Linked DNA regions of Homo sapiens: region 1 is linked to region 2. The links are chromatin loops, found by intact Hi-C in ENCODE. Cell type or tissue: heart left ventricle. All regions are shown on one strand. Links, peaks and the distances in the headings refer to the core of each region. The heading gives the core; the rest is flanking DNA. Region 1 holds the start of LOC105370207 (a long non-coding RNA gene). Region 2 holds the start of THSD1 (thrombospondin type 1 domain containing 1).

Evidence for each region. A loop is a pair of places that touch in the nucleus more often than their neighbours do. Peaks named below come from ENCODE experiments on the same cell type or tissue, not always from the same donor. Only the 100,000 strongest peaks of a DNase experiment are listed, where the experiment ranks them.
Region 1: it touches region 2 in a loop (2.0-fold over the local background); 7 of 110 quality-filtered maps call a loop at or near these places.

What each region holds. Positions count from the first base shown.
Region 1 is chr13:52,335,174-52,351,281 of GRCh38, reverse strand. It overlaps LINC02333 (long intergenic non-protein coding RNA 2333), which reads right to left. Exons shown (of 3, transcript NR_120400.1): 2 at 10,225-10,389; 3 at 9,399-9,989. LOC105370207 (a long non-coding RNA gene) reads left to right here and starts at 2,578. Exons shown (of 3, transcript XR_007063810.1): 1 at 2,578-3,007; 2 at 5,982-6,057; 3 at 6,622-6,711. RefSeq lists a silencer at 2,049-2,178 and an enhancer at 1,829-3,028. In heart left ventricle, for the core only: no CTCF peak of the experiment used is centred there; a DNase peak (open chromatin) is centred at 7,471; H3K4me3 peaks cover 1,107 bases; H3K27ac peaks cover 1,300 bases.
Region 2 is chr13:52,390,778-52,406,885 of GRCh38, reverse strand. THSD1 (thrombospondin type 1 domain containing 1) reads left to right here and starts at 714. Exons shown (of 5, transcript NM_018676.4): 1 at 714-855; 2 at 4,205-4,343; 3 at 8,692-9,654. The coding sequence starts at 4,286. It also overlaps the pseudogene RNY4P24. RefSeq lists a silencer at 625-784. In heart left ventricle, for the core only: a CTCF peak has its summit at 6,942; a DNase peak (open chromatin) is centred at 10,965.

The sequences.
Region 1 (16,108 bases), core at 3,109-11,108, 56 kb after region 2:
TCTCTACGAAAAATACAAAACGTTAGTTGGGCGTAATGGCGGGCGCCTGTAGTCCCAGCTACTCGGGAGGCTGAGGCAGGAGAATGGCGTGAACTCGGCTCTTGCAGTGAGCCGAGATCGCGCCATTGCACTCCAGCCTGGACGACAGAGCGAGACTCCACCTCAAAAAAAAAAAAAAAGGTAGTAAGATTGGACCCTTTAAATAAATAAAAATTCCACTCTGCCCGGGGCGGTGGCTCACGCCTGTAATCCCAGCACTTTGGGAGGCCGAGGCGGGCAGATCACAAGGTCAGGAGATTGAGACCATCCCGGCCAACACGGTGAAAACCCGTCTCTCCTAAAAATACAAAAAAATAAGCCGGGCGTGGTGGCGGGAGCCTGTGGTCCCAGCTACTGGGCAGGAGAATGGCGTGAACCCGGTAGGCGGAGTTTGCAGTGAGCGGTGATCGCGCCACTGCATCCAACCTGGGCGACAGAGCGAGACTCCGTCTTAAAAAAAAAAAAATTCCACTGTTAAGTATTTACCCAAGAGAAATAAAAGCGTATGTCCACAAAAAGACTTGTACTTAAATATTCATAGGGCTATATTCCTAATAGCCCCAAGTTGTAAACAACCCAAATTCTGTCAGCTGAAGAATGGATAAACAAAGTGTACTATATTGTACAGTGTACTATTAGTCAACAAAGCAAGAGAACCTTGAATACATGCAACAATGTGAGCCTCCAACATAATATATTGAACAAAAGAAGCTAGATAATATGTTAATAGAAGAGTGCTTATGGTACGATTTTTTTTTTTTTTTTTTTTTTTTTTTGAGATGGAGTCTTTCCCTGTCATCCAGGTTGGAGTGTAATGGCATGATCTTGGCTCACTGCAACCTCTGCCTCCTGGGTTCAAACGATTCTCCTGCCTCAGCCTCCCAAGTAACTGAGATTACAGGTGCCTGCCACCATGTCCGGCTAATTTTTGTCTTTTTAGTAGAGATGGGGTTTCACCATGTTGGCCAGGCTGCTCTCGAACTCCTGACCTCGTGATCTGCCCGCCTCAGCATCCCAAAGTGGTGGGATTACAGGTGTGAGCCACCACTCTGGGCCATGATATGATTCTATCTACGTAAAGTTAAAAGGCAAGCAAACCAATCTATAGCTATGGAAATCAGAACAACTATTGCCTCTGGGTGTGTGTGTGTAGGGTGTGGGCATTGGCAAGAAAGGGCGCAAGGGAGCTTCCAGGGGGGATGCCAATGCTCTGTATCCTGCTTTGGGTTACGAAGGTGTATACATTTGTCAAAACTCATTAAACTGTAAACTGAAGATCTGTGCTTTTTATTGTGTGTGAAATATATCTCAAAGAATAACATAATCTTATGTTTTTGTAACTTGGCTGCTCAAAAAAGACAGTTTCAAGAATCAAGTCCAATGAATCATTTTATTTTCTTTCTAGCTTCCTTCACTTCTCCTGGATCATACTCAAAGCTCATGTATGTTATTAATGAGAGAGGTTATCACACATGCCTCTCTATAGGACTCTTATTTTACATGTTATTTTATGATCTCACATATTTCATTTTCAAGCCTACATCAAATTAGAAGTAGCTGAAAAGTACAATGCGGCACACTGGTAATAGTGAGTAGGGTGATACCTTGACAGCGAAGGTGAAAAAAAAACACTAAAAGTATGACCTAAGAATTAAAAAAGAGTGTGGGCCTAGAATAATTGAGCCATGAATCAGACATGGCTATATATTTTTCTAGACAAAGGGCATCACACTTTATAATAGGACTCATCCAGAAATGTTAAATTAAATGTAATATACTCTATTTTAAATGTGAGGAAGGATAAATACATGAAAATTCCACAGAGAACAGTTTAGAAAATATTTTTGTTTTGGTGCTCAAAGGGCTAAAACATCAGCTATCTGGATTAATCCAGGCAACAATTAAAGCCACTCCATGGTAGAGCCTGGCACTGGTGGTAAAAGAGCAACCTTCAAGAAAATGACTGACATTAAACAACTATGTGGAGCTTTAGGCAACTAAAGCGAGTCATGCAGTACCAACAGGTAATGACTTAGCACCATTACTGCCCACGTGTCATTCTCTTATTGCTATAATGATGCTGAGTAATTCAGAGAGCATGTGCTTTCCTTGAGTCACGTGGGTGTGAGCACTTCATAGGGTGAGGTCGTAAAAAGGTCTTGCTAGTTCTTCTGAAAGCAAACCATTCTAAAGGGGCTCTCAGAGAGTTTTCTGGATTATTTCTACTCTATATTTATTTTTGTTTTCAGTTTTTATATTTTTTAGAGACAGGGTCTCACTATATTGGCCAGGCTGGTCTTGAACTCCTGGCCTTAAGTGATCCTCCTACCTCGGCGTCCCAAAGCACTAGGATTGCAGGAATAAGCCACCATGCTGGGCCAATTTTTTTGTTTGGTTGTTTTAAGAGATGAGGTCTCACTTTGTCACCCAGCCTGGAATGCAGTGGTAGATCATAGCCCCCTGCAGCCTCGAATTCCTGGGTTTAAGCAATCCTCCTGTCTCAGCCTCCCAGTTAGCTAGGACTACAGGCCCAAGCCACCACACTCAGCTCAGCTCTCTGAAGATTTGATCATAGAAATTTTCCAGTAAACTTGAAAAAATAAAAGAAAAAAACTAAACTTCCTATAACAAACACTGTACAAGGAGAGGTAAAGTATTAAAGACACTTTGTTGTGTTGAAGAAGAAGCATGATAAGTAGAATTTTGAAATAAGAGAAAAAGGTGGAATGGCCAAGAGGAAGAGGTCTTCTGATTTTAAAGACTAAAGAAAATCTTGCTGAAATTAGATAGCCTAATGAAAAGGAGAACCCTCCTAGTTTGAGGTATTGCATCCCTGAACTCAGATTTCTATTTTAATTAGATGCTGTGTTTCTGCAGGGATGAAGGCCCCATGGAAGAATTCTCACAGGGAGGCAGATGCTGTTGGAAGGAGAGAGCCTGGAATGTCCGTAGTGGTCAAGAGAAATGTGTATGTGGGCGTGTGGGAGGGTATCAAGGGAAGTGATCACTGCCAAGCTGATTTATTTTTTAACTGCCAAAGCATTCCCGGGATATTCTTCCTGGTTGCTAGGATCAGAGAGCTGGTAAGTTTCAACAATACGTCTATCTATTCCAAGTACAAGCATTTTTTTGGTAAACATATTTTTAATCCTAAAAAGACAACGATAAGATTAAGGAAACTTTGAAACAAAATGACCACTCATAATTCCACTACTCTTTAGTAGGTGATATTGTATTTTTGTGTTTTCTTCTAGTCTAAACACTCTCTTTAACAAGACTTTTAGGTGAATTTTCTGTTGGCATAATATCTGTTAAAGCAGCTTCTAACACCCAACAAGCTGGGAATAATTCTACAGTCCTGCATCACTCTGCATTTAGGTGGAAAGTTGAACCTCAGAGATAAATTATTAATACCTGTAAATAAAATTTCATGACAATTTTCAAGATTCTGCATTTCCACAACTGCTGATCAGTGACTGTGTAGCTTGCTGAAGTAAAGGAAGGCAAACATTGTGGGTAAGAGAACCTCTCCATAGCTCTCCAGAAGGAGCCGAAGGGTCGTCCATCCTAACTCACTGTTTAGTAAGAAAATTGAGCCCCAGAAAGGTTACAGAGCTAATAAGTGTTAGAGCTCAGACTCGAGCCAAGGTCTTAAAAAATAAAACTTAAAATTTTAAATAACGTGAGACTTATGGAAAAGTTACAAAAATAGTGCAGAGACTTTATGTATAACCTTCACCCAGCTTTCCCTAATGTTAATAATTATGCAGCCATAGTTAAATGATCAAAACCAGAAAATTAACTTAATTCACACTGGTACAATACTATTAAATTACAGACCTAATTTGAATTTTATGAGTTTTCTCCCTTGTGTCTTTTTTTTTTTTTTCTGTATGTTCTGATTCAGAATCCCATGTTGCATTTAGGTACCACTTGTCCGACTTCTCCAATCTGAGAGATTGTCTCACACTCTGCCTTCTATGACCTTGACCCTTTTGAAGAGTCAGGGTCAGCATTTTGGGAGGCCGGGGTGGGTGGATCACCTGAGGTCAGGAGTTAAAGACCAGCCTGACCAACGTGATGAAACCCCATCTCTATTAAAAATACAAAACAATTAGCTGGGCATGGTGGCAAATGCCTGTAATCCCAGCTACTCGGGAGGTCGAGGCAGAAGAATCGCTTGAACCAGGAGGCAGAGATTGTAGTGAGCCAAGATGTTGCCACTGCACTCCAGCCTGGGCGATGAGTGAGACTCTGTCTCAAAAAAAAAAAAAAAAAAAAAAAAAGATTTAAAAAAAAACACTGGCATCTGGCAGGTCTCTCCACTGTACACCTACTATGTTTTCTTTTGTGATTGACAGATATCTTGGAGGAGATACACTGAGACTATGCTAATATCCTGTTTTACCTCAAACTTTCACCCAATGATTTTAGACTACCAGTAGATCTTGTCTGCAACAATTATTATTGTGCTGTCCACCCAACAGTGACTTTGTATTTTCCTCATTTCTCCTGCATTCATTAATTACAATTCTCCTGTAAGGTAGAAGTATCACTTCTCCCCCATTTATTTATGTATTTATTCATTCACTTATTTATTTATGCTGATATATATGGACTGATGGATATTTATTTTATTCCACTAGTTTAGAATCAAATATTGTCATTATTTTCTTGGTCAAACTGTTCCGACTTTGGCCATTGGAAACTCCAATGGTGGGCTCTTCATCCTTTTGACTCTGTCATTGGGGAGTAGCTGTTGTTGTTTTGAGTCCTTCTTTATTTTCTGATATCACAAGATTTTCATGCTCAATTAGATTTTCCCTGACCCAGACCTGGAATCAACCACTTTTCCAAGGAACTCTATGAACCAAGACCTTCTAATGTAAACCTCTTGTGCTCCTTCCATTGGCTCACGTTATATCTGAAACAATTTAGACTTGAACCCTGTACAAAGTTTTTCAAAAATATACTGCAAAGACAGGTGGAGTCTGTACTTGTTGAGCTTGTTCCAGTCGTCAAACATAGTTTATGTTACTCCCAGTGCTCCTCTGTCCACCCTATTTGTACCACCAGCATGATCCAGACATGAGGAAGATGAGAAGCTAATGGAAGTAGATTAAAGCGTAGACAAGGGTATAGATGTAAACAGAGATGATGTGGATACAGATGACGAGATGGATAGGGAGGCTGGGAGAATCTCTAGATGGAACTCAAATATGCACAGCTAAATTCTTTTTTCTTCATCACTATGCAAATAAAAAACACAAAGCTTTTAAAAGCAAGTCCAGAATTTTTGAAGTTTACATTTTTCTGCCTCTTTTGACTCTGCCTGTAGGGAAAGTGCTCTCTGTGACTTCAACTTTTCTTCTCTCTCTCCCCCCACCTCAAGTTGCCTCTGTCAGCTGTCTGGGCTGGTTTATGGGGTCATGGCAAACCTGCTTCTCCATGAGTCTCACACACTCACTGGGTGTGTATTATTATATGCCCTGTGTTAGGGATGAATAAAATTAAACACATGAATGTTAGATAAGAACCGAGTTAAATTCACGGAAATTAAGAGAAAGACTGGAAACAAACAAAAAACTCTAGATTTCCAATCTTTCCATAAATAATAGGACTTTACAAAAAAAAAAAACCTAGAAGAACTATTCCAAATAGATGAGTATGAAATGTCTGCAGTAAGTCCTATCTTCCATTTCAGAATCCAAGAACACTCGAGAGTAACAACTGCACAGTTTCCTGGGGTATGTTATGAGTACAGGATTGTTTCTCTGCTTTATGCACAGTAATTCCATACATTTTCTATAAAGATGACACTATACTTTTTCTATATCCTTGTCAGTGTGTGTGCATGTATGTGCATGGTGTGTGTCTTTGACAGAGATAGAGGAAAAGGGGGAAAGAGAGAGAGATAATGTACTAGTTTCTTATTTTTACAGGAAATTTAAGACATGTCAGCACAAATCTAGACTGAGACTGACTCATTCGGCAGGAAGAATATGTCTACATGCCAGAGTAAGCAGAAAATGGGGTGAGATCTCAAGAAAAGGGAGTGGGAAGGCAGTTTACAATTTAAGATATGAATAGAGGTGGCTTATTAAAATTATTTTCAGCCGGGAAGAGGTGGGTGGCTCACACCTGCATTTTGGGAGGCCAAGACGGGTGGATCACAAGGTCAGGAGATCAAGACCATCCTGGCTAACACTGTGAAACCCCGTCTCTACTAAAAATACAAAAGAACTTAGCTGAGCTTGGTGGCGAGCACCTGTAGTCCCAGCTACTTGGGAGGCTGAGGCAGAATGGCGTGAACCTGGGAGGTGGAGCTTGCAATGAGCCAAGATGGCGCCACTGCACTCCCCCTTGGGCAACAGAGCGAGACTCCGTCTCAAAAAACAAAAATTATTTTCAATTTCTCCTAGTCATGTTGAATTTTTATCCTGACTTCCACAGTGCTTTTTTCAAACTATCTAGAAAATTTCCTCCTCCCGTTTGATTCCAACAATCATTGAGCCATTAAGTCTAACGTATTCTACCTTCTCTACATCTTGTGCACTCATCTCCTCCTTTCTATTCCCACAGGTACCCACCTGATCTCAGCTCACTGCAACCTCTGCCTCCCGGGTTCAAGAGATTCTCCTGCCTCAGCCTCCTGAATAGCTGGGATTACAGGTGCGTGCCACCTCGCCCAGCTAATTTTTGTATTTTTAGTAGAGTTGGGGTTTCACCATGTTGGTCAGGAAGGTCTCAAACCCCTGACCTCGTGAACCGCCCTCCTCGGCCTCCCAAAGTGTTGGGATTATAGGCGTGAGCCTCAGCGCCCGGCCTTATTTTTGGTTTTGTTTTTGTTTCCTTCAAGCGAACTCCCTCACCAAGTGTTGTCTGGACTGCTATAGTCTTATTCTCATTCTGGACTGCCTCTGAATTATTCACCCCTTGAAACTCATCCTAAGCATGTTCTCTTACTCAATAAGAGCCAGCTGTTTCTCTCTTCGTGCAGCCAGCAAACCTTGTGTTAACCCATTCTATAATTCTGCCCTGAACGTATTCTAATTAATAGTTTACATACTTTTCTCCCCTACTTGACGGAGACTGTGAGCTTCTTGAGGAGTGGGGATTGTGTCCTTATTTTTGTATCCCAATGCCTAACAGTGTCGGGCAAACTAAGTGTTTGGTCAATGAATAAAAAAATGAACATATAGGTGGAGGGTTGTGGCTCACGCCTGTAATCCCAGCACTTTGGGAGGCCGAGGTAGGCGGATCACGAGGTCAGGAGATCGAGACCATCTTGGCTAACACGGTGAAACCCCGTCTCTACTAAAAATACAAAAACTTAGCCGGGCTGTGGTGGGGGTGGGGGGGGGCGCCTGTAGTCCCAGCTACTTGGAGGCTGAGGCAGGAGAATCACTTGAACCCGGGAGGCGGAGCTTGCAGTGATCCGAGATGACGCCACTGCACTCCAGCCTGGGCGACAGAGCAAGACTCCATCTCAAAAGAAAAAAAAAGGAACATATAAGTGGGTGAATAAATGAAAAAATCTACTCAGTACACTGATGAAATATTAACTAGTAAACTACTCACCATCAATCCCAGCAAACGTTTCTCCCTGGGGCCAACAATGTATTACATGGAAGATCGTCTCCCTTAAGAAGAGTCTTACAAGCTGTAGTTTCTCTTCTACAAATAAATTATGTTTTTCAAAATATCAAGAGTTATGCTTCATTTTTGAAGAAATTTATAGTTATTGGGCCTCATATCTCCATCTAGTGAAGCAAATTGGTAATACACCAATTAAGATACCCGGGTATGAATATAAGAAACACAGTTGTGAAAAAATTATTTATAGAAAATTATCCTTCCTTTTCCAAGGTTCAAAAACCTTGAATTGTATCTACTTTATATTTTCTGGAGTTCAGCAAGTTCTTTCTTTTCCGGATAGCCTATTTCTAAATATCTGGACAGTGTCATGCTATTGGAAAATATATGGGTGTATAGAAAACTTACGATTAGCTTGTTTTTCACCACTTTTAAATCAAAGAACCATTGATATTTGTTAACATGAATGTTATTTAGATATGTTATAGAATAATATGAATAAAATTTTTGTAAATTATGCTAACAATCCTACCAATTTAACAAATATTTATAAAGGATTTTCTATTTTTGCTTTTTGTTTTGTTTTGTTTTGAGATGGAGTCTCACTCTGTCACCCAGGCTGAAGTGCAATGGCGCGATCTCGGCTCACTGCAACCTCCGCCTCCCGGGTTCAAGTGATTCTCCTGCCTCAGCCTCCTGAGTAGCTGGGATTACAGGTGCCCCCCACCGTGCCTGGCTAATTTTTGTATTTTTAGTAGAGATGGGGTTTCACCATGTTGGTCAGGCTGGTCTCAAACTCCTGACCTCGTGAACAATCCACCTTGGTCTCCTAATGTGCTGGGATTACAGGGGTGAGCTCCTGCGTCCGGCCTCTTTTTTGTTTTTGTTTCCTTCAACATTTATTTTAAGTTCTGGAGTACATGTGCAGGATGTGCAGTTTCGTTACATTGGTAAATGTGTGCCATGGTGGTTTGCTGCACAGATCAACCCATCACCTTGGTATTAAGCCCAGCATCCATTATCTGTTCTTCCTGATGCTCTCCCTCCCTGCATCAGGCCCTCCCCGCAACAGGCCTCAGTGTGTTTTGTTCCCTGCCATGTGTCCATGTGATCTCACCATTCAGCGCCCACTTATAAGTGAGAACATGTGTTGTTTTGTTTTCTGTTCCTCTGTTAGTTTGCTGAAGATAACAGCTTCCAGCTCCATCTGTGTCCCTACAAAGGACATGATCTCATTCCTTTTTATGGCTGCATAGTATTCCATGGTGTATGTGTACCACATTGTCTTTATCCAGTTTATTATTGATAGGCATTTGGGTTGATTCCATGTCTTTGCCATTGTGAATAGTGTTGCAATAAACATACAGGTGCATGTATATTTATGACAGAATGATTTATATTCCTTTGGGTATATACCCAGTAATGGGATTGCTGCGTCAAATGCTATTCCTGCCTTTAGATCTTTGAGGAATTGCCATACTGTCTTCCACAAGGGTTGAACTAATTTACATTCCCATCGACAGTGTAAAAGCTTTCCTTTTTCTCTGCAACCTTGCCAGTATCTGTTGTTTCTGGACTTTTTAATAATTGCCATTCTGACTGGCATGAGATGATATCTCATTGTGGTTTTGATTTGCCTTTCTCTAAAGATCAGTGATGTTAAGCTTTTTTTTCATATGTTTGTTGGCCACATGAATGCCTTCTTTTGAGAAGTGTCTGTTCATGTTCTTTGCCTACTTTTTAATGGGGTTGTTTGTTTTTTTCCTTGTAAATTTGTTTAAGTTCCTTATAGATTCTGGATATTAGGCCTTTGTCAGACAGACAGATCGCAAAAATTGTCTCCCATTCTGTAGGCTCTCTGTTCACTCTGATGATAGTTTCTTTTGCTATGCAGAGGCTCTTAGGTTCAATTAGATCCCATTTATCAATTTTTGCTTTGGTTGCAATTGCTTTTGGCGTTTTTGTCATGAAATCCTTACCTGTGCCTATGTTCTAAATGGTATTGCCTCAGCAATACTCAGCCTCAGCCCAGTTCTGTGCCCTTGCTGGAGAGGTGTTGCGGTCATTTGGATGAAAAGAGACACTCTAGCTGTTGTGTGGTCTCCCTGATGTCCTGGAATGTCCTGGCCAATTGAGTGATGTTTTTTCACTCCAGTGCATCCTCCATGACCAGCCAGCTCTTCCCTCCCCAGCTCTTGCCCTGCAGTGACTCTGAAAGCTTGTTGTTCCATTTACTGCTTACACTCACTTTATTTCATAGAGTAAAAGGTGCTTTTCAAACATAAGTTTATGTTGTTTGTCTTCAGCTTCCCCTCTATTCTCTCACCATGTCATTGGCGTGGAGAAGCAGGAACCTAAACATGGGAAGTGAACATCAAAATATGTCATGATCACAGTGTGCTTCAAGGTAAATACCACTTCAGCACGATATCCATTTGTATAAAGCTTAAAAATAACTGTCACAAAGTAATATATTTTCAGATATATCTATATTTACATCTACATCTCCCCTGTCTATACATAGATACATATCTAGACTATAAAGAAAAGCACAGGGATTATGAACATAACCTTCAGAAGAGTGGTCACCTCTGTTGCGAAGCAAGGGGACTGGATCAGAGAAGAAATTCCAGCAGTCCTGTAGCTTCCACGGGACTAGAAATGTTTCATTCTGCATGAGGTCATGGGTTTATGGATGTTATTTAATTGTTATGCTTCATAACTTAGATGCACATCCCATGTTGAGAATATCTCCTATAGAAACAAAGCACTTGTATTTAAGAATGTGTAAAAAAAACAAAGGGAAAATAAAATAAAGAAATATAGTTACTATATAAGCTTCATGTTTGTTCTACTTATACATGCTTATCTAAGTGTGATACTTTATTTTTTATAAAGGCCAAGTTTAATGATTAAATATTATGAGCATTATCCTATAATACACAACAATAAAAATAATTTATGTTCTAAAACTAGTTTTTTAAAAAAACTTTAAGCAATATAACAAGCACATTATTCAGTTAAAAATAAATACGCATGCATAAATATAATAAGGTGTATTATGCCGATAAAAGAATATTGAATATGAAAGAGTGGAGAAAGTCTGGAAGCATAAAAAAGAAGTAAATTATAATGCTTTCATATGAGGATTTAAGAAAGTTCCAGGGCATGGGGGCTCATGCCTATAATCCCAGCACTGTTGGAGGCTGAGGCAGGCAGATTGCTTAAGCCCAGGAGTTCAAGATGGGGTTTCACCATATTGGCCAGGATGGTCTTGATCTCTCGATCTCAGCTGATCCACCCGCCTTGGCCTCCCAAAGTGCTGGGATTACCGGCATGAGCCACCATGCCCGGCATTATTTAAGACTTACTAAAGGCTGGGCACAGTGGCTCACGCCTGTGATCCCAGCACTTTCGGAGGCCAAGGTGGGGAGATCACTTGAGCTCAGGAGTTTGAGACCAGCCTGGCCAACACAGTGAAACCTCATCTCTACTAAAAATACAAAAATTAGCACAGTGTGGTGGCGTGAGCCTGTAATCCCAGCTACCAGGGAGGCTTAGGTGAGAGAATCGCTTAAGCCCAGGAGGCAGGGGTTGCAGGGACCCGAGATGGTGCCACTGCATTCCAGCCTGAGTGACAGACTGAGACCCTGTCTCAAAAAAAAAAAGTCTTACTATAGAGGTATAGTAATCTATAGGTATGATATTAGCATAATAATAGACAAAGAAGCCAACAGAACAGAATAGAAACCAGAATGATGCCCATATATATGTATATATATCAATTGTATTTCTATATACTAGCAAGAGACAATTGAGAAATGAAATAAAAAGGACCATTTGCAATAACATCAAATACATAGACCTATTTATTAAAAAATCATAAACCCATATAAATGAAAAAATATGCCATGTTTATGGGTTGGAAGAATCAAGTTTGTTGGGTAACAGAGTGAGACCCTCAAAAAAAAAAGTCTTACTGTAGAGGTGTAGTAATCCATATGGTATGGTGTTAGCATAATAATTGATAAAGAAGCCAACAAGCTAATAGAACAAAGACCAGACTATACACATATTATATATATATATGCCCATATATATACATAGTCAATTATTACTGACATGGTGTTAAGGCAATTAGTTCAATGGGGGAAAAAGTCTTTCCAATAGATGGTGCTTTTCCAATTGGATAAACATATGCAAAATAGAAAAGAAATAAAGAAACCGGACCCCTCCCCTTACACTATACACAAAAATAAAATTGATACGAATCGTATATCTAAGCCAGTTTTTCTCAACTGTTCTTGCATTATCACCATCCCCCATTAGGAGTGTTTTAAGACATATTCTCCCTCTAATCACCCCCGGCTCCACCATAGCCAAAATAAAGAAAAATAGATTGTCCTTAGTTTGGATTCCCACAGAAGTGAACTCTGTGAGACAAGGATTTAAAATACCTGCAGGGAAGTGGAAAACAGACAGGGAGGGGAAGGCCACAGATACCAGCTATATTATCAAGCATGTCATCACCAGTGCCAGCTAGAGCTTTCTCCCACTGCAGAGCTCTGACAGCAAGTGTAGAGCATGTGCTTCAGAGTCTTCCTGTCCCAAGGTCAAGGGAGCTAGGGTATGCATAAACCACGGCGCATCAGTCATTGGTTGAGATCTCTGCTCAGGGCTTATTAATCCCCTTCCCTTCTGGCCTGTTTTGAGTGAGGACCTAGAAGGTTCTGATGGCCAGGGAAACCCTCAGGCAGAGATTAAGGTGCAGGTGTGAACTGAAATAGGGAAGCTTGAGTGGAAATGGATGGCCACCGACATCTTCTGCTACAAATACCAAGTGTGAGCCGGGATGTGGAGTACTGGAAACTCTGACACTGGCATGATCACTTTGGAAGAACCGTTTGATTATTTAGGCTGAACATATGTATACCCTCTGGTCCAGTAATTCCACTCCTAACTCCACATCCAACAGAAACATGAACACAAGTTCATGAAACAATATGTATAAATGTTCACATAAGCACTATTCTTAATAGCAAAAAATCAATAATTCCCAAATGTTCATTAGCAGTAGAATGAATAAATACAACATGTTACATTTATACAGTGGGAAACTCTACAGCAATGAGTTTGAACGAACTACAACTATATGCATCAAAGTGGCTGCATCCCATAAGTGTAATATTGAGGGAAAGAAGGTAGAGAAGAGTATACTGAATAATTCAACTCCTAAATGAATTATCCTATTAGAAATCAGAAGTGAGTCAGGCAGTGGTTAGCCTCAGGAGGGCGGTAACTAGAAGGAGACTTCTAGGTACTGGTAATGTTTTGCTCTTTGGTCTGAGTACTGGTTATGAGTGCTGAGTACATACTGTACTGTGTATTTACACTGTGAATGCTCATTGAACTTTATACTTGTGATTTGTGCACTTTTCTGTATGTTTGTTATACCTCAACCAAAATTTTACACCTCAAAGAAGTCAATGCTGGCCTTTGTCGCCTACCTCTCCACACCATAAAAAGTGTGATTAAGGCTGGACACAGTGGCTCACGCCTGCAATTCCAGCACTTTGGGAGGCTGAGGCAGGCAGATCACAAGGTCAGGAGTTCGAGACCAGCCTGACCACCACGGTGAAACCCCATCTCTACTAAAAATACCAAAATTAACTGGGTGTGGTGATGCATGCCTGTAATCCCAGCTACTCAGGAGGCTGAGGCAGGAGAATTGCTTGAACTTGGGAGGCAGAGGTTGCAGTGAGCTGAGATCGCACCACTGCATTCCAGAGCGAGACTCTGTCTCAAAAAAAAAAAAAAAGCGTGATTAAATAGACTGATCAGTGAAACAGAACTGAATGTCTATAAATAGATCCTAATACATGTGGCACTTTACACAAAGATAAAGGTGGCTTTTCAATTTAGTGATAAATAGAAAATTCAACAAATGGTGTTGGGATAAATGAGTAGCCATTTGGAACAAAAATTAGTTTAGCTCTACTTTATATCTTACACCAAGGTATATTTCAGATGAATAAAAGATTCTTATTTTTTTTTAAGAGACAGGGTCTTACGCTGTCATCCAGGCTGCTGGAGTCCAGAGACTCACTACAGCCTTGAACTCCTGGACTCAAGTGATCCTCTCTCCTCAGTCTGCTGAGTAGCTGGGACTACAGGTGTGCATCACCATACCTGGCTACCTGGATAATTGTTAGGTTTTTTTTTTTTTTTTCTAGAAACTGGGTCTCACTCTGTTGCCTAGGCTGGTCTCAAACTCCTCCAATCTCAGCCTCTCAAAGCATTAGGATTACAGGTGTGAGCCACTGTGCCAGGCCCAAAAGATTTAAATTTTAAAATAAAACAATAAAATGAGTCAAAGAAACATTGAGAATAATTTTTATAACTTTACAGTTTTTTTAAAAAGCACAATATAGCAAAAGACCTCCTAAAACTAGAAGACTGATGAATTAAATTGTTTAAAAATGTGTGGCAAAATCCACAATAAATAAAAAGTTAGATAACAAATTGGGAAAAATATTTCCAATTCATAATGCATATAGACAGCTAACATCACCAGTGTAAAAGAGCTCTTTCAGATCAATAAGGAAAACATGAATAAGCCACCAGAAACATGGACAAAAAGTATACACAAACAGTTCATTGAAAAGAAATAAAAGTGACTCAAGGCCAGGTGCAGTGGCTCGTCCCTGTAATCCCAGCACTTTGGGAGACCGAGGAGTTCGAGAGCAGCCTGACCAACATGGCAAAACCCCGTCTCTACTAAAAATACAACAGTTAGCTGGGCGCGGCGGCACAGGTCCGTAGTCCCAGCTACTTGGGAGGCTGAGGCAGGAGAATGGCTTGAACCCGGGAGGCAGAGGTTGCAGTGAGCCAAGATCACCTCACTGCACTCCAGCCTGGGTGACAGAGCAAGATTCTGTCTCCAAACAAACAAAAAAAAAGACTCAAACATGTGAAAAGATGCTCAACCTTACTCATGATGAATAAAATAAAAATGAAAGCTACAAATATATTATTCCTGTAGTGCTGGAGTACACCAGGTATTATAAAAGTATTTTAAAATACACTTAGTTGTCAAGAGTATGGGGAAACAGGTAGTTTCTTACATTGCTAGTGAATAAAAGTTGGTGAAATCTTTATGGGCAACAGTTTACTGAAAGGCAAGATCTATTAATATTACAGATGAATATACCATCTGAGCATATCATTTAATCCAATAATTTTACTTTGGGAATATATCTTACAAATATGTTAGAACATAAGTAAAATTACACACACACACACACACACACGTTATTAATCTTATTTTGAGTAGCAAAAAATTGGACCAAAAAATCCTAATATCTATCAATAGAAAATTGGTAAATAAAATGCAGCCATCCAAAAGAATAAAAAACAATTATTTTACAAATATGGAACAACTTCAAGTGACAAAAGCAATGTGTAGGAGTTGTATAATATTATATAGTATCTATCGTTTATATTTTTTAAAAGGTAAAAAATATACTTTATAGACTTAGAAATAAAATTAACAATAGAAGTATAAATCGAACTCATAAAATATAAGTGAATAGTAAAGGGTTGACTCAGCAGCAATGGGATTGCATGCCTCAAAGAAAAGACTGACTCTTGACCAACTATTAGCTCTTGAAATATCCTGCCTGATAAGAGTGTCTTTGTATACCTCGGGCCTTGGGCAATGCCAGAGTTTGTGCTAATAATGTAATTTATGGTGAACACCTGTTTTTGCTTGCCTGGAGCCCTGGGTCGTATTGTATGAGTTTGACTTCATAGGGAGGAATGGGTTGGACACTGCGTATTTAGGGTCAATAGTTGGGGGGCTTCATGCCTAGGCAGCTGACCTTGGACACAAAAGTTTGTGTGAGCATCCCTGGTTGACAATTCTTTGTCCATATTGTCACACGTCATTGCTGGGAGAATTAAGTTCTGTTCATATAACTCCACAGGGAGAAGACAACTGGAAGCTGCTCCTGGTTCTGCCTGGACTCTGCCCTAAGTGCCTTTTTCCTTCCGAATGTATTCTATAGCCTTTCATCGTAATAAACCATAACGGTGAATAGAACAGCTTGTCTAAGTTCTGTGAGTCCTTCTAGCTCCTTATTGAATACGGTGGCGGCATTGGGTCCCTCAACACACTAGATAAAGTAATTAGAGAAGCATTTATTTTTTTCAGATGCTGGCATTGAAAAGGAATAAAGACTACTTATTGAGTTAAGTATTCAATTTAAGATGTTAGATAAAGGGCAACAAAATAAAGAAAGTAGAAGGGGCTGTCTACTGTTTACCATCACACTTTGCTGCCTCTCTTGGACAATCTATAGACAAAGTTAATAAAAGAGTGCAACAAGTTTTCCGAATGCAGAATTGATATACAAAAAAGGATTGCATTTCTATATACCAGCAACAACAACTCAGAAAACATAATTTTAAAAGC
Region 2 (16,108 bases), core at 3,080-11,079:
TTTGCTATTGTAAATAGTACTGTGATAAACATAGTGCGGGTGTCTTTTTGGCAGAATGATTTATTTTCCTTTGGGCATACACCCAGTAATGGGATTGCTGGGTCGAATGATCTTTCTGTTTTTAGTTGAGAAATCTCCAAACTGCTTTCCACAGTGGCTGAACTAATTCACATTCCTATAAAAAGAACTTTAACACTTGCAGAGTAGAGTTTTTAAAATGTTTAGTTATTTTTAATACCAATTCTGACCCCAGGGAAAGAAAATGGAGATGCACTTTACCTGAACTATGTTCTTTTGAAACTCTTCAGTGACATTTGGGAAAGCAAGTTTACAGCCCACATGCTGTGCCGCTTCAAGGACTTATTTTTGTGGTCTCCCTGAAGAAAATGACACTAGAGTAGAAGTGATTGAATGTGAAGTGTCAGGAGATTGCTCGCTCGTCCTTCGTTAAACCCCTGGTCCGGCTGTGTGCTGTGGATGCGGGTGTGTGTTGAGGGGACCTGCGTCTGCCGGGGCCGCACCCCCTCCCGCAGGACCTTGGCTGGCCGCGCGTTTCCTGCCTGTTTCCTGTCCAGCAGCTGGCGAGCTGGGGACCGGCAGGAAAGGATGCGCTGCCCAGAAGGGGCGGGAACCGACCACGCCCGGTCCCGTGTGCCCCCCGCCCTCCCGGCGCCCGCCCTCCCCACGCCGTCGGGGGCGGGCCCCGCGGGGCTGTGGGAGCCGAACGCCGCGGGGTCAGGGCGTGCAGTCTGGGACGCGGGATGCTTGGCGCTCTACCTCGCCGCCCCTGAGCCTTCCCGTCCGCCTCGCCACGCGCCCGGACGGCCTGGGGTTGCTGCCCGTCAGTCTCGAAAGGTAAGAAGCGCCCTCCGCATCCTGGTGTTCGCGCCCGTGCCGCGAGACTCTTGGAGGCTCCTCTGGGGTCGGGAAATGCCTCCGGACTCTGCCACCTCACCGCAGCCTGAAGGCGCAGGTGGACGGTGGCGGCCCCTCCCCACACCCGCCTCGGCCCCAGGGGACGCTTTTAAGGGGTATTGGTCTCCACACTTCGGAGTCCCGAATTTAAGTGAACCTGGCTCTGCCTTGGCTCAGATGTTGCCGAGTGACTGAGACTGGCCACAGAACCTTGAAAAATCGCGTCTTGAGCTACTGTTTCTTTCCAAAAAGAAATCCTTTCTGATATACAAAAAGTATGAAATACAAGGATTAAATTAAATTAAAGACGGTCCTCATTAAGGAGGGCTTTAAGCTGACGACGCGAGGGGTAGACTTCCAGGCGTGAACTGGGCTTGCGGGCATTTGGGAAGCTGAGTAGATGGGGCGAGCCAGGGCGTCCCAGGAACGCTGCACCCAACCTGTGGGACCAGGGCAGAGCAAACTCGAATGAACAGATAAATGAAGCCTGTTTACACGAGCTGCTTTAGAACTAGAGATTTCCTCCCAATAAATACTATTGGTATATATACACACAAGCATGTGCATGTTGGTCAGAAGGGACAAAATAACTGCTTCGTTTTCCATTTTATTCTTTCACGAATCATTGGTCCCATGGACATTAGTGTAATTCATTTACTTTTTCTGCAGCTATGAAGGGAGATTTAGAAGCGTTTGTCCTAGCTGGTTTCAGCAAAAACATGGGGTCTCAGGTTGGGTGATGCTGTTAGCCATTGAGAATATTCACAACTTTTCCCCACCTTCTCAGCTGATGCATTTAGAATTTGTCTCTAAAGTTTACATACAAGAATGCTAGGTAGAAGTATTTTCAAATGTGTATAAAATATATCTAAGTTCTTAATTTCTTAGAACAATTCTCAATGCAAACATTGTAAGAAGTCAGTCGAGGTATTGAGAACAACATGTTGAAAGAAAATAAGCAAGGTAGAAAGAAATTAAAGAGACATATTATGACTAATGTTATGATCATATTCCATATTATGATTGACAAGTAGGCTGGTCTGTTTTATAAGTCTTTTTCCATTCAGCTCTAAATATAGATTGTCTCACCATTCTATGTTTTACCGATCATTTTCATAAGAAAGAAAATGTGTTATAATCACTAAATCAGTAATGATTTGGGGCTTCAAAAATAAAAATGTTATTGTCGTGGAAGCAAACAAATCTGAGAGAAGCCAGTTCAACTTTTGGGAGCTTGCTTCTTCTTAGTTTGGTTACCAGGTCTCAGTGACTTAAAAGAAGCATTGTAATTGTCTTAAGTGCTCACACTTGCCCAAGTGATGTGATGTGTTCTGCAAGGATCTTACTGGCTGACTTTGCCCAGGTTTCCCAGTCCATGTTCGAGGAAAGAATTGGGTCAAGTCTGTGGCTAATTCCACCCAAAACAATTTTCTTCTTCTTTCCTTTCTTTTCTTTTTTTTGGGTGGGGGTGGCGGGGAAGAGGAAGGAGCCCTAATCTGCATAGTTACACTTCAAATCTCTGTTTCCCTTTCAGGAAGTACAGTATTTCCTTTGTTCAGCAGCTCTTGCTGAAAGAAAGCTAATAAGACACACCAGTTTCCCTTCCATTGAATTCTGGCTTATTTCAATCAGTCTTCTTAATTCCACTAATTTGTGCTCTTATCTGAAAAGATGTAACATGTATTTGGAATATAATATACTTGCTTATTAAAATGATTAACTGTGGGCTGGGTGTGGTGGCTCACGCCTGTAATCCCAGCACTTTGGGAGGCCATGGTGGGCAGATCACGAGGCCAGACATCTGAGACCAGCCTGGCCAAAGTGGTGAAACACCGTTTCTACTAAAAATACAAAAATTAGCCAAGCGTGGTGGTGCACACCTATAATCCCCGCTACTCAGAAGCCTGAGGTGGGACAATCACTTGAACCTGGGAGGTGGAGGTTGCAGTGAGCCAAGATCATGCCACTGCACTCCAGGCTAGGTGACAGAGCAAGACTCTGTCTAAAAAAAAAAAAAAAAAAAAAAAAAAAATGTGAATAATGGGGGGGACCTTAAACATTAAGAAAGTACATATTTGGTTATATTTAATATTAATACATAGTTTGCTAGACTCTAGTATGAAAGAACTGTCTTAAATGCCCAGTATCTTATTCTATAGTTGAATAGTCTATATAAAAATAAGTGCCTTTTCCAGCCGGGTGCGGTGGCTTACGCCTGTAATCCCAGCACTTTGGGAGGCTGAGATGGGCAGATCACGAGGTCAGGAGATCGAGATCCTGCCTAACACAATGAAACCCCGTTTCTACTAAAAATACCAAAAATTAGCTGGGCATGGTGGTGGGCGCCTGTAGTCCCAGCTACTCGGGAGGCTGAGGCAGGAGAATGGCGTGAACCCGGGAAGCGGAGCTTGCAGTGAGCCGAGATCTCGCCACTGTACTCCAGCCTAGGCGACAGAGTGAGACTCCATCTCTAAATAAATAAATAAAATAAAATAAGTGCTTCTTCCAACAAATAACTGAACCACAGGCCAGCAAGGTCTTCCCTGCCCTCTTAGGTAGACTGGGAAGATTGCTGTGTGAACCACCGATCTCGTGATGCATACCAGCAGCAACAAGTATTGCAGGACTGATGAAGATGATTGTTATTTGTCTGTTTTCTCCTTAGGCTGCCCTAAACAAGGGAAGTCAGGGCCACATGGAGTTCATATTTAATTGTAGTATTCTGGGGTATCTTTTTTTTAAAAAAGCTTTGATCACTTGGATGTAGCTCCTAGGAATTGATAAATGAAGCAATCCTGGTAACACACCAATTGTGCAAGGAAATGTTAGCCCATTTGTGGACGCCAGGCAGGGAGCATTTGGGTATACACAGCACAATGCTAAATTAAAGTTTAGCAGAAATTTAGTAAATTGATCAGTGTGAAATGCCAAGCAGATAAATAATGTGAAAATGTATCCAAATTGGCTATTAACTTTGATAAAATTAAGCAAATAACAATAAACTCTCCACGTCAGGATGTGCTGTAAAGAGAAGAGACTTTGGTGTTGTGCAAAGATAATTTTAGTGGGTGTTGGGCATACCTGCATATTCTTGACCTGTGAGTTATAATGGAATGAAAAAGGCTTGTATAATTATAAGTCATTGCCCCAGGGAAAATTAGTGTCCTCTCTAGTTTCCTTTCAATATCACTTAGAAAGTTTGAGTTTTAGAATGGTTTTGTCATTTAATGATTACTATTTTATCAATCACATTGAACGGAGCCATCATTTTTTGAGGTTCTAATTTCAGGTGTTTTTGGGGAAAAAAATCACAATCTGGACGTGAGAAAGGACATGAGGAGACTAAAGACCTGGGATTTTGTCAATCAGAATGAAACCAATGTTGAAAGACTTTTCAAATCTATTGTTGGTGGTACTCTGTGACTATGGTGAGTATTGTGAGTATACTTAACGCTACTGGTAGCAATAAGACATAAAGATGACATTATAAATGCATTGATGTTGATGACTCTTCCTGAAGGAGGCAGGGTAGGGTATATAGTGCAGTGCTTTCTCAACTGTGACCCTTGCAACCCTGGGTTCTCTTATGCTTCAGTGATTCTGCATGATTGATTCGTATTTCATTTTATATTTTTAACTCTTAAAAAAATAAAAAAACCAACTCTCTCAAATTTTAACAAATTGGAGGCAAGCATGTTACCTTGAGTTCTCTTTGATTTCCCAGTAATTAAGTGTGATAAATCACTTCATACACACATGCAATGATGTTGTGTATATTAGGGTTCTACATAAGATTTCACTTGACCGAGTTTTGGTGCTAACATACATTTGGACCCAATCTGAATTTCAATCCTTGAAAGTTGCGTGCTCTTAGAAAAGTTTCTTAATCTCTTTCAATCTCAGCAATAATATTGACTTTACAGGGTTGTTATGATAATATCAAGAGTGCAAAACACCCTGAATGAGCAAATAGTAGGTGCTTAAAGTCTGTTCTCGTCATTCGTTTCACCTAAAAATTGAGTTCATTTCTCAGAGAGCTTTATACAACTACTGAACAATAGAGTCAACAATATGATATAATCTTCACTACTTTTGATGATTTCCAAATATTTCATAGACATCTAAGCAGTTGATTGCATGGCAGTGGAAGTTGTTTTTGAATTTGGTAAAGAAATTGTGATCCAAGATATAGAGGACACTGGCTTGTGTAATGTGAATGGCATAGCTGGTTAAATGGACCAGAGCCTGTGCTGTTCATTTCATTCAGTAGACCTCCTTTCTCAGTCTTTTCTTTTTTAAGAAGTTTATTTATACAAGAAGACACCGGATTTAAGGAAAGCCAGTGTGGGATTCATTTATTTTAAAGTAATTTGGCCGGGCGCGGTGGCTCATGCCTGTAATCCCAGCACTTTGGGAGGCCGGGGTGGGCGGATCACCAGGTCAGGAGACCAAGACCATCCTGGCTAACATAGTGAAACCCCATCTCTACTAAAAATACAAAAAAATTAGCCGGATGTGGTGGCAGGTGCCTGTAGTCCCAGCTACCCGGAAGGCTAAGGCAGGGAATGGCGTGAACCCGGGAGGCAGAGCTTGCAGTGAGCCGAGATCGCACCACTGCACTCTAGCCTGGGTGACAGAGCGAGACTCTGTCTCAAAAAAAAAAAAGTAATTTATCCCTTCTTAAAAACCGATTACTCTGGCTGGATGCAGTGGCTCACGCCTGTAATCCCAGCACTTTGGGAAGCCGAGGCGGGCAGATCACGAGGTCAAGAGATTGAGACCATCCTGGCCAACATGGTGAAACCCCGTTTCTACTAAAAATACAAAAATTAGCTGGATGTGGTGAGACGCACTTGTAATCTCAGCTACTTGGGAGGCTGAGGCAGGAGAATCACTTGAACCCGGGAGGCGGAGGTTGTGGTGAGCCGAGATCATGCCACTGCACTCCAGCCTGGGCAACAAGAGCAAAAGTCCGTCTCAAAAACAAACAAACAAAAAAACAAAAACAAAAAAACACAGATTACTCTACATGTAACAGCCTTCTACAAAAAAGTATGTGTTCTTGGTTTCATAATGATAAATAAAGCATCGAAATTCTCCATTTAAACAAATTATACAAGGGTGTTTGTTGTTAATAGCAAAATTTCTTACTGGAATATGAAAATGAAAGTTGAATGAGCATAAAAAAAGAGCATAGAGGTTGAGTGCACAAGCCACTGATAAAAAAAGTAGGTATTGTCGTAGATCTGTTTTACCCTGCTTTATCTCTACTTAATACTGATCAAAATTTAGCATTACCTGTATATTACAGTAGTCAGGATGTGGTAGAACCAAATTGTAGTTTTTTGTTTGTTTGTTTGTTTGTTTTTTTGAGATGGAGTCTCGCTGTTGTCGGCCCGGGTTGGAGTGCAATGGTGCAATCTCGGCTTACTGCACCCTCCACTTCCCGGGTTCCAGCAATTCTCCTGCCTCAGCCTCCTGAGTAGCTGAGATTACAGGCGCCCATCACCATGCCCAGCTAATTTTTGTATTTTTAGTAGATTCAGGGTTTCACCATGTTGGCCAGGCCAGTCTTGAACTCCTGACCTCAGGTGATCCACCCATCTCGGCCTCCCAAAGTGCTGAGATTACAGGTGTGAGCCACCGTGCCTGGCCCAAATTGTAGTTTTCTAACAGGAGCTCTAAAGTAGCAAATTCTCCCTCTAGTACATACCTCCTATCTGCTGCTGCTGGAACTCATCAATTGCATCTTTGTTTTCCATTTCCAACGGGGCATGTGTGTCTTTTTCATTGACTGGCTCCCATCAATCAGAATCTGATCTGCTTCACTGACAATCCCTGTCATACACAAGAGACTGCTTTTTTTTTTTTTTTAAGCCAGTCAAATTTAGTAGTTGGGGGTCATATACCAACTTTGGTGACACTAATGTTAATAAGTTCTGATAACCTGCTACCATCGGACCAGCCTGCAATAGACTTTCATTAGTTAACTAAGTGGTGTATGCCTCTTATTCTTAAATGGACCACAGAACCATCCTGCCCCCTTCAGATCCAAATTAGTATGACTTTGTTCTCAGTCTTAAGCACTTGCTTGGGCTGTGGTAAGTGCTGGGGTCTCTTTACACAGTAGTTCAAGAAAGGTACCAGGTTGGGTCTGATCCAGTACACAAGCTGCACCAGAATCAGCCACCTTCCTCAACTTTGAGTCATCTCCAAACAAAAGGGAATATCCCTCAACTTGTTTTTGCTTAATTGGAGAAAAAAAGAACTTTATCCTATTATGGTTTTCAAACAAGTGATAATCAAGCATTCAAGTCATCCAAGTTTTATGTCTTTTATTTCACCTCATCTCAAATGAGAACTAGGTGAAATGCTGTGCTAATTAAAAACTCCTCTGTGTGCCAAGGTATTCATGTGCTGATTCTAATAATCATTGATTGCATATATATAAGGGTATTTTAAAGACTGCAACCCCAAACAAAAAAACACATGGGCCCCTTTGGACATATATATTCATGAGGCATATATAATAAGAATAATAAATTCATACTTCCACAAGTTGTTTTTCAAACCTAAAGGGAACTTCAATCCCTTACATCTAGAACTGTTTCTTACCCTAGCCACGGGCCAGCTGACTGTTGTATTGCCAAATTCTGCCTCCTTTGATATATATTTGGATGGGATTCAAAATAGAAACAAGGATTCTTGTGTGTCTATTCTTTGCACTTTTCACTTAGGCTGCTCTGCTGGGTCTCTTTTTAAAAGATATGATTGATCCTTACAGAATGATACTTGAGAAGTAGTAGTCATCTGTCCTATTTAGGCAAATAAAAGTTGCTGTAATGTCATTAAATTGCCAAGGACAAGCCTAGTTATTTCAGAAATGTTCACCCTATCCCTTCGGTTATCCATGCAGCATAAAGTGTCAACATTTCTTATCCATCTAAATATGTCTGCCTCATACAAACTGAGGACACTGATTCCTTTATTGGTAAAAATTCCCCAGTGCTTGTCTTGAATATCAGTAAATAATAACTTTGAAATAAATTTAGGGTCTTACATTTAAAATAATCCAGAACAATTTGTATTGTGTCATTTAAATCAAGCTTTCTCTTCACTGTATATCCATTTTCCCCAAATATCTAAACACCAGAATCTTTGATTAACAATATGAGATACTGGGTTTTTAATCCTAAAAATTATTATTCTGGCTGTATAGATTTTCATTGCAGATATATCACATTGTTGAATGTTGTGAATTCAGAGTATTTACCACTAATTATTTTAAACCTAACTATGAAAGATGAAGAAGGAACAGAACCACTTCCATGGAAAGAGCACAATGGCCAGCTTCCAGGATCTGTGCTCAGTATCATTTTACATCATCCCTGGCTCAGTTCTAACTTCTCTTGTCTAAAATGCTGTTTTCTGCTGGGTGCAGTGGCTCATGTCTATAATCTTAGCAGTTTGAGAGTCTGAGGTGGAAGGATTGCTTGAGCCCAAGAGTTTGAAACCAGTCTCTACAAAAAGAAAATTAGCTGGGTGTGGTGGCATGTGCCTGTAGTCCCAGCTATTCGTGAGGGCGAGGTGGGAGATCGCTTGAGCCCAAGATGTTAGGGGTACAGCGAGCAGTGATTGCGCCACTGCACTCTAGCCTCGGTGACAGCATGAGACCCTGTCTCAAAAAAAAATTTAAAAATTCTGTTTTCATCAATGTCACTAATAGTTCTTCTCAAATGCACCTTTTAAAAACCAATTCTGACCACTTCATTTCAGTTCTTGGAGAAGCTGAATATCTTCTCTTGAGAGAGCCAGGCCATGTAGCACTAAGCAACGACACAGTGTATGTGGATTTCCAGTATTTTGATGGTGCTAATGGGACACTGAGGAATGTATCTGTCCTGCTGTTGGAGGCCAACACCAATCAGACTGTAACTACCAAGTACCTCCTGACCAACCAGTCCCAGGGAACACTAAAGTTTGAGTGCTTCTATTTCAAGGAGGCTGGTGACTACTGGTTCACAATGACTCCAGAAGCAACAGACAACAGCACTCCATTCCCCTGGTGGGAGAAAAGTGCCTTTCTGAAGGTGGAATGGCCTGTCTTTCACGTTGACTTGAATAGGAGTGCCAAGGCAGCAGAAGGCACCTTCCAAGTGGGCCTATTTACCAGTCAACCACTGTGCCCGTTTCCTGTGGACAAGCCCAACATCGTAGTGGATGTCATCTTCACCAACAGTCTTCCTGAGGCAAGAAGAAATTCAAGACAGCCGCTGGAAATAAGAACCAGCAAAAGGACAGAACTTGCTCAAGGTCAGTGGGTTGAGTTTGGCTGTGCACCCTTGGGGCCAGAAGCCTATGTCACCGTGGTGCTGAAGCTGCTTGGGCGAGACTCAGTCATTACCTCCACAGGACCCATTGACCTGGCCCAGAAATTTGGATACAAACTGGTGATGGTGCCAGAACTCACATGTGAGTCCGGGGTAGAGGTGACAGTGCTGCCTCCACCATGCACCTTCGTCCAAGGAGTGGTCACTGTCTTCAAGGAGGCCCCCAGATACCCTGGGAAGAGGACCATTCACTTGGCTGAAAACAGCCTGCCCCTGGGAGAGAGGAGGACAATTTTTAACTGTACTTTGTTTGACATGGGGAAGAATAAGTACTGCTTTGACTTTGGCATTTCAAGCAGAAGCCATTTTTCTGCAAAGGAGGAGTGCATGCTAATTCAGAGAAATACAGGTTTGTATTGAGATTTTTTTAACATTTTAAATCAAATCCTTCATGTAATCAAAATTATTTAGAATTTAGGTGAAATTTAGGTGAATTGTACCATCATTTTTATGGTTCATGCCTTATAATGTACCAATTGGCATTATCACCCTTAGCTGAAAAATTAAGAGTACTGGTAAACCTACTTAACCTCTTTACATCTCATTTCCCCATCAGTAAAATAGGGGCAATACAAGTACATACTTCAGAGTCGTGGAGATTGAACGAAATCAACATGTAACACTCTCAGGATAGTGCCTGGCATTTAGGAAGTGCTGAATAAACATTATATTAGATTTTTAAAATCCCATTATTAAATCATATGGTAAGTTAATGGCAGAGATTATTGGAATTCAAAGCCAAATCCCAAATTAGCAACTTCTGTCCTCCTCTAGCTGAGCATGTCTCTTCTCTTAAGTCATTCATTATAGGAATGGGGCCTTTTTAGTGAGAAATCAAAGCAAGAGTTCTAAAAATGTATTGGGATTCTGTATTCTTTATGTAATGCCCCACCTAATCATGAAGAAACAGGGTTATGACAATTCCATTAATTCCCTATGCTGCTCTTTGCATTTCTTTCCCTTTTCTTGGGGGAAAGTCTGGTCTTATTAAGTAGTTTAATTTGGCAGAAATGGTCTCGTTCGTTTTTTATCTTTGTTTTGTTTTGTTTTGTTTTGAGACAGAGTCTCGCTCTGTCGCCCAGACTGGATGGAGTGCAGTGGCGCGATCTCGGCTCACTGCAAGCTCTGCCTCCCGGGTTCATGCCATTCTCCTGCCTCAGCCTTCTGAGTAGCTGGGACTACAGGCGCCCACCACCATGCCCGGCTAATTTTTGTATTTTTAGTAGAGACGGGGTTTCACTGTGTTAGCCAGGATGGTCTCGATCTCCTGACCTTGTGATCCACATGCCTCGGCCTCCCAAAGTGCTGGGATTACAGGCATGAGCCACTGCGCCCAGCCTGCTTTTTATCTTTATCCCTGGTAAGCCCAGTGTCCCCTGACTACACAAGCCTGACTTTGTAACCCCCAGTGTTCCTTGCTGCAAATTTACCCACTTCCTCTCCTTAAGTCCCTTTCCTTTGGCTTTCTCCTCCGCCACTGGCCACTTCCCTCCTTGCACTTCCTTTTCTATCCAGCTTAGATTCCATGGTTCATCCCTTTAACCACCCTCCTGCCAATATCCTAAACTCCTTAGCTTCGTCCTTTTGATACGCCTGCCAGGACACACCCCAGCTCTGCCTGTATCCAGCCATCTGCCAGCCACCCACTGCACCCAAGTTGCTAAGGCTGAGTGACAAGGTTACATCATGGTGGCCTGATGCCACCGTGGGTGGATCATGCTTTCACCCTTGGCAGGGCCTGCATGCTGCTCAGCATGTCACCCAGGCCAGGTCTTGCTCCTGTTCTACACAACAAATGAGGTACAGGACTCCAAATCCAGGCACACTTCACCCAGTGTCTTCATTGACCTTGATTCTGTGACACCACACTCGCCCTGCTCACCTCCCACCTCCCTGCTTGCTTCTTCACAGTCTCCTTGGCCCACCAGTTCCACTGCCTATCTCCGTTAAGTGCTGGTTGTCTTCTCATTTACTCTTCACACACTTGCCAGGTGATTAGCCTTGATGCTGATGGCTCCAGATGGACGTCTCTTCCCTGCTCGTTCCCTGCCTCCAGGTGCTGCATCCCTCAGATGTCTCCCTGGCACCTCAGAAGCAGCATTTCTGGACTAAGACTCATCCTTGTACCCCCTAACACTGCTTCTCAGTGTAGGACTTCACCAACCATCTTACTGTTCAAACCAGAAGCCAGAAGTCTTCCTCTTCTTTACCTCCTATAAATGCTACATTACTGAGTCCTATGGCTTTGTCTCCTGAGTGTCTCAATCTCTCCACTTCTCCCCAGTTCCAGTGACACCACTTGGGTTAAATCTCCGTTACCCCTTGCCTAGACTCAGAACAGATTCCTAATTGGTTTCCATCTGTCCACTTCTTTCTCTCACTGCAGCCAAAGGGATTGTTTAAAATTCAGGTCAGCTGAGGCTATTCTCCTTCTTAAAACCTGTCATTTCACTAGGCATGAGGATGCAAATCCATAAAACCTTCCAAGGTCAGGCTGCCCCCACATCCCTGCAGTCACCATCTCTGCACTGGGGCCCAGGACACCCTCCTCTCTCCTTCTCCTGGCTAACATTAACCCATCCTTCAAGTCTCCACTTGGGTTACTCTTCCATGACCTCAGGTTCAGTTCCTCTCCTGGAAGCTGGGGCAGCATCTTTTCGTTCCTCTTTGATGGCATTTATCACTTCTGCCATTGCTTGTTTAATATCTTTCTCCCCCTATAAATCCCCTCTGCACAGCAGATGGGGGAAGCTCATTTGGTGGCAAAACCTGACTCGTGCTGCTATGAAGCTTTTTATGGTCTTTATTTGGCCCACTTAGTATGCCTGGCACATTCAGAGGTGCTCAATGCATGCTTATTAAGTGAAAACTGAACTCAGATTTGGCTAGTCTCAACTAGGTATTAGGAGAAAAACAATTAGGTTGAAAGAATTTACTCATCTAAGATATTCTTTTTTTTTTTTTTTTCTGGGACAGTCTTGCTCTGTTGCCCAGGCTGGAGTGCAGTGGCACAATCTTGGCTCACTGCAAACTCCACCTCCCAGGTTCAAGTGATTCTCCTGCCTCAGCCTCCTGAGTAGCTGGGATTATAGATGCGCCCCACCATGCCTGGCTAAATTTTGTATTTTTAGTAGAGACGGGGTTTTGCCATGTTGGCCAGGCTGGTCTTGAACTCCTGTCCTCAGGTGATCCACCTGCCTCGGCCTCCCAAAGTGCTGGGATTACAGGCATGAGCCACCGTGCCTGGCCCAATATTCTTGCCTTTTCAAAAGAAAATATTCATGGGGAAAAAAAACTGACTGAACTTAGCAAAAATGAATCAAAGGAAGTCAATAAATTGGGGCCATTTAATTAAGGTCACATGGGGGCAGGAGGGCCACCTTGGTGGTTTTCCCAGCTGCTGGGCTTTCCACAGATGCTTCCATTCCATGTCTAAAGGCTGGAGTTTTTCCCACACCAGCAGCAGCAGGAAGACGCTGGAAAAGGGCAGAACGGGAGTGGTTCTCTGTGTGTCTAGGTGGAGGGTAGTCAGGGGCTCCCTGTGGGGCTGCCCCATGCAGCCAACTGCGAGACACATTAGAACAATAGGGCTGGGGGCAGTAACTGGGGGAGCTAAACATGCCTGGAGACCCTGGCTCTTGGTGTGGCAGACCATCTCTGACTCTGTTGGTCTGAGAAATGAAATTTATGCTTGAGACAGGAACCTCAGTGACTTCCTGTGTTTTTAGTATAAAATTTATGACTGAACTGGGTTCTCCTTTTATTTTCTATCTCTGACCAGTAAAGAGTGTCTTTTTTGCCAAATGGTACCATTTAGGGACTCACCATAACTTGTGTAAGCCACTGACTCACACTGAATTTATTAGTTCCTTTTGAAACTAGAATAATAGTTTTTTGTTTGTTTGTTTTTGTTTTTTGTTTTTGAGATGGAGTCTCGCTCTGTCGCCCAGGATGTAGTGCAGTGGTGCGATCTGGGCTCACTGCACCTGCCACCTCCCGGGTTCTAGCAATTCTCCTGCCTCAGCCTCCCAAGTAGCTGGGAGTACAGGCATGCACTGCCATGCCCGGCTAATTTTTGTATTTTTAGTAGAGACGGGGTTTCACCATGTTGGTCAGGATGGTCTTGATTTCTGTGTTTTTATGTTTGTCTCTTCTTCCAAATATGTCTGAGGATCTTAGGATAATATGTAAATAACAATTGATAGCAAATACATAATGGATTTGCCAAAAATGACTATTTATAATCTTTATTCCACTTAATGGGATAAATATTTACACAGTGATTACTTTGCATCAGGCACTGTTCTAACTGTTTTATGGATATTAACCCATATAGTCCTCATAACAAGTTTATGAGTTCAACTCATTTCATTACATTGTCAATTTTATAGGTGATGAAATGGAGGCACAGAAAGGTTAGTAATTTGTCCAAGGTCAATGGTGTTTAAATAGAAGGGTCAGAACACAAATCCAGGTAGACTAGCTTGGGAGTTTAATTTGACCACTATTCTGTAACTGCCTTCTATGCAATTGACTGTCAATCCATGTATTAAACAGTACAAAGCTTTTAGATTGAAAAAAAAAAGGCTCTGTTTTTTCCTCCTTAACTTACTGTTTCATTTTGTGCCACCCATCTCTTGGAACACCCGTAACCACTTGGGAGCCCACAGGCCCAAGCATAAGTATGATTTGTTCAATATAAGGAAGCCTTGTCTATGCAAAGAAAATCTGAACTGCTTATCCCAGGTGCTACTGCTCTTCCTACTGCTTATAGCTACTCCCTTATGTCTATAGAATTTTCTTATAATCGTGATTTGTTTAGTTACCTTGGTTTCTTGAACAAAATGCCTTGCAGATGTGAATATTTCAAAGCTGTATTCCTTCAGATAGCTTTATGGGTAGAAACAAACCTCCCTTTTCACATTTAAGGCATATTTTGCTTATTCAAAATTAAAACCCTCTATAATAGGCTGAAAGGCATTTAGCCTGGACAAACAGGTTTGTTATGTAGTGTGAGCACATGTATGGATGTCTAAACAAGACAAAACAAAACAGCTTTTCATTCGTGAAGTAGGACTATTTGGAGTATTGGTCATTTTGCTCTTCATTTCTAACATATGAACTACAGTTATCTAATGAGTTCCCATTTTGCCAAGTATTTTCCTCAGAGTTATTAGCGGAGATCTCAGGGATCAGATGGAGTTACTTAAGACATTTACAAATATTTGCCTACTTAAATTTGATCATTGCTTTGAGTGATTTCCTGTGTTTACTGTTTGATTAATTTGATTTAGAAATGGAGACATAAAAGCTTAGCTTAAATGTTCATTTTGTTTTATTGTGTGGTATCCTACATGCTATGATTTTACTTTTTTTTTTTTTTTTTTTTTGAGAGGAGTCTCACTCTCTCCCCCAGGCTGGAGCGCAGTGGCGCGATCTCGGCTCACCGCAAGCTCCGTCTCCTGGGTTAACGCCATTCTCCTGCCTCAGCCTCCTGAGTAGCTGGGACTACAGGCGCCCGCCACCACGCCCGGCTAATTTTTTGTATTTTTAGTAGAGATGGGGTTTCACCGTGTTAGCCAGGATGGTCTCGAACTCCTGACCTTGTGATCCGCCTGCCTCGGACTCCCAAAGTCCTGGGATTACAGGCATGAGCCACCGTGCCTGGCCTATGATTTTACTTTCAAGGGAAAAGAACACAACATTTCAAAATGAGATTTTTTTGACATTAAGATTTTTGCCGGCTGCGGTGGCTCACGCCTGTAATCCCAGCACTTTGAGAGGCCGAGGTGGGTGAATCACTTGGTCAGGAGATTGAGGACCATCCTGGCCAACATAGTGAAACCTCATCACTACCAAATATACAAAAATTAGCCGGGCATGGTGGCACGTGCCTGTAGTCCCAGCTACTCAGGAGCCTGAGGCAAGGGAATTGCTTGAACCTGGGAAGCAGAGGTTGCAGTGAGCCAAGATTGCACCACTGCACTCCAGCCTGGGCTACAGAGCAAGACTCCATCTAAAAAATATATATATATATGTAAAATTATATATATATATACTTCTGGCAGGTATGGTGGCACACCCCTGTAAATCTCAGCACTCTGGGAGGCCAAGGCAGATGGATCACTTGAGCTCAGGAGTTTGAGACCAGCCTGGGCAACATAGCAAAAACCCATCTCTACAGAAAATGCAAAAATTAGCCAAGGATAGTGCCATGCACCTGTAGTACCAGCTACTCGGGAGGCTGAGGTAGGAGGATCACCTGAGCAGGGGGAAGTTGAGGCTTCAGTAAGGCACGATCACACCACTGCACTCCAGCCTTGGCAGCAGAGTGAGACATTGTCTCAAAAAAAAAAAAAATTTATTCTAAGTCCCCTGTCTATCATTACCCATCCAACCCCAAGATCTATCAGATCCTGCCAACACTAGCCACCAAAACATACTCTGCATAAAACACTCTCTCCATTCTTTATGGATGAAAACTTCTAATGCAGCCAAAGGTACACAAAGCACTACAAAACATAAAGAAAACGTGTAGGGCAGATGCATTCTCAGGTGAGCCAAGTGGTGCAATCTTTGGAGTGAGTAATGGAATATGAGTTCCATTATTTATATATACATATAATTTTTTAATCTAACAAATATACTTTTTTAAATCAAAACTGATTTTTTTTCTGATCCTCACTAGTGGAATTTTTATTTTTAGTTTGACAAATGACTTTATGCACTTAAATAAATTATATAAAGCAAAAGAGTTCAGAAGGAACAACAAAAGATTCTTAGCATGTGTAATTCTACCTTTT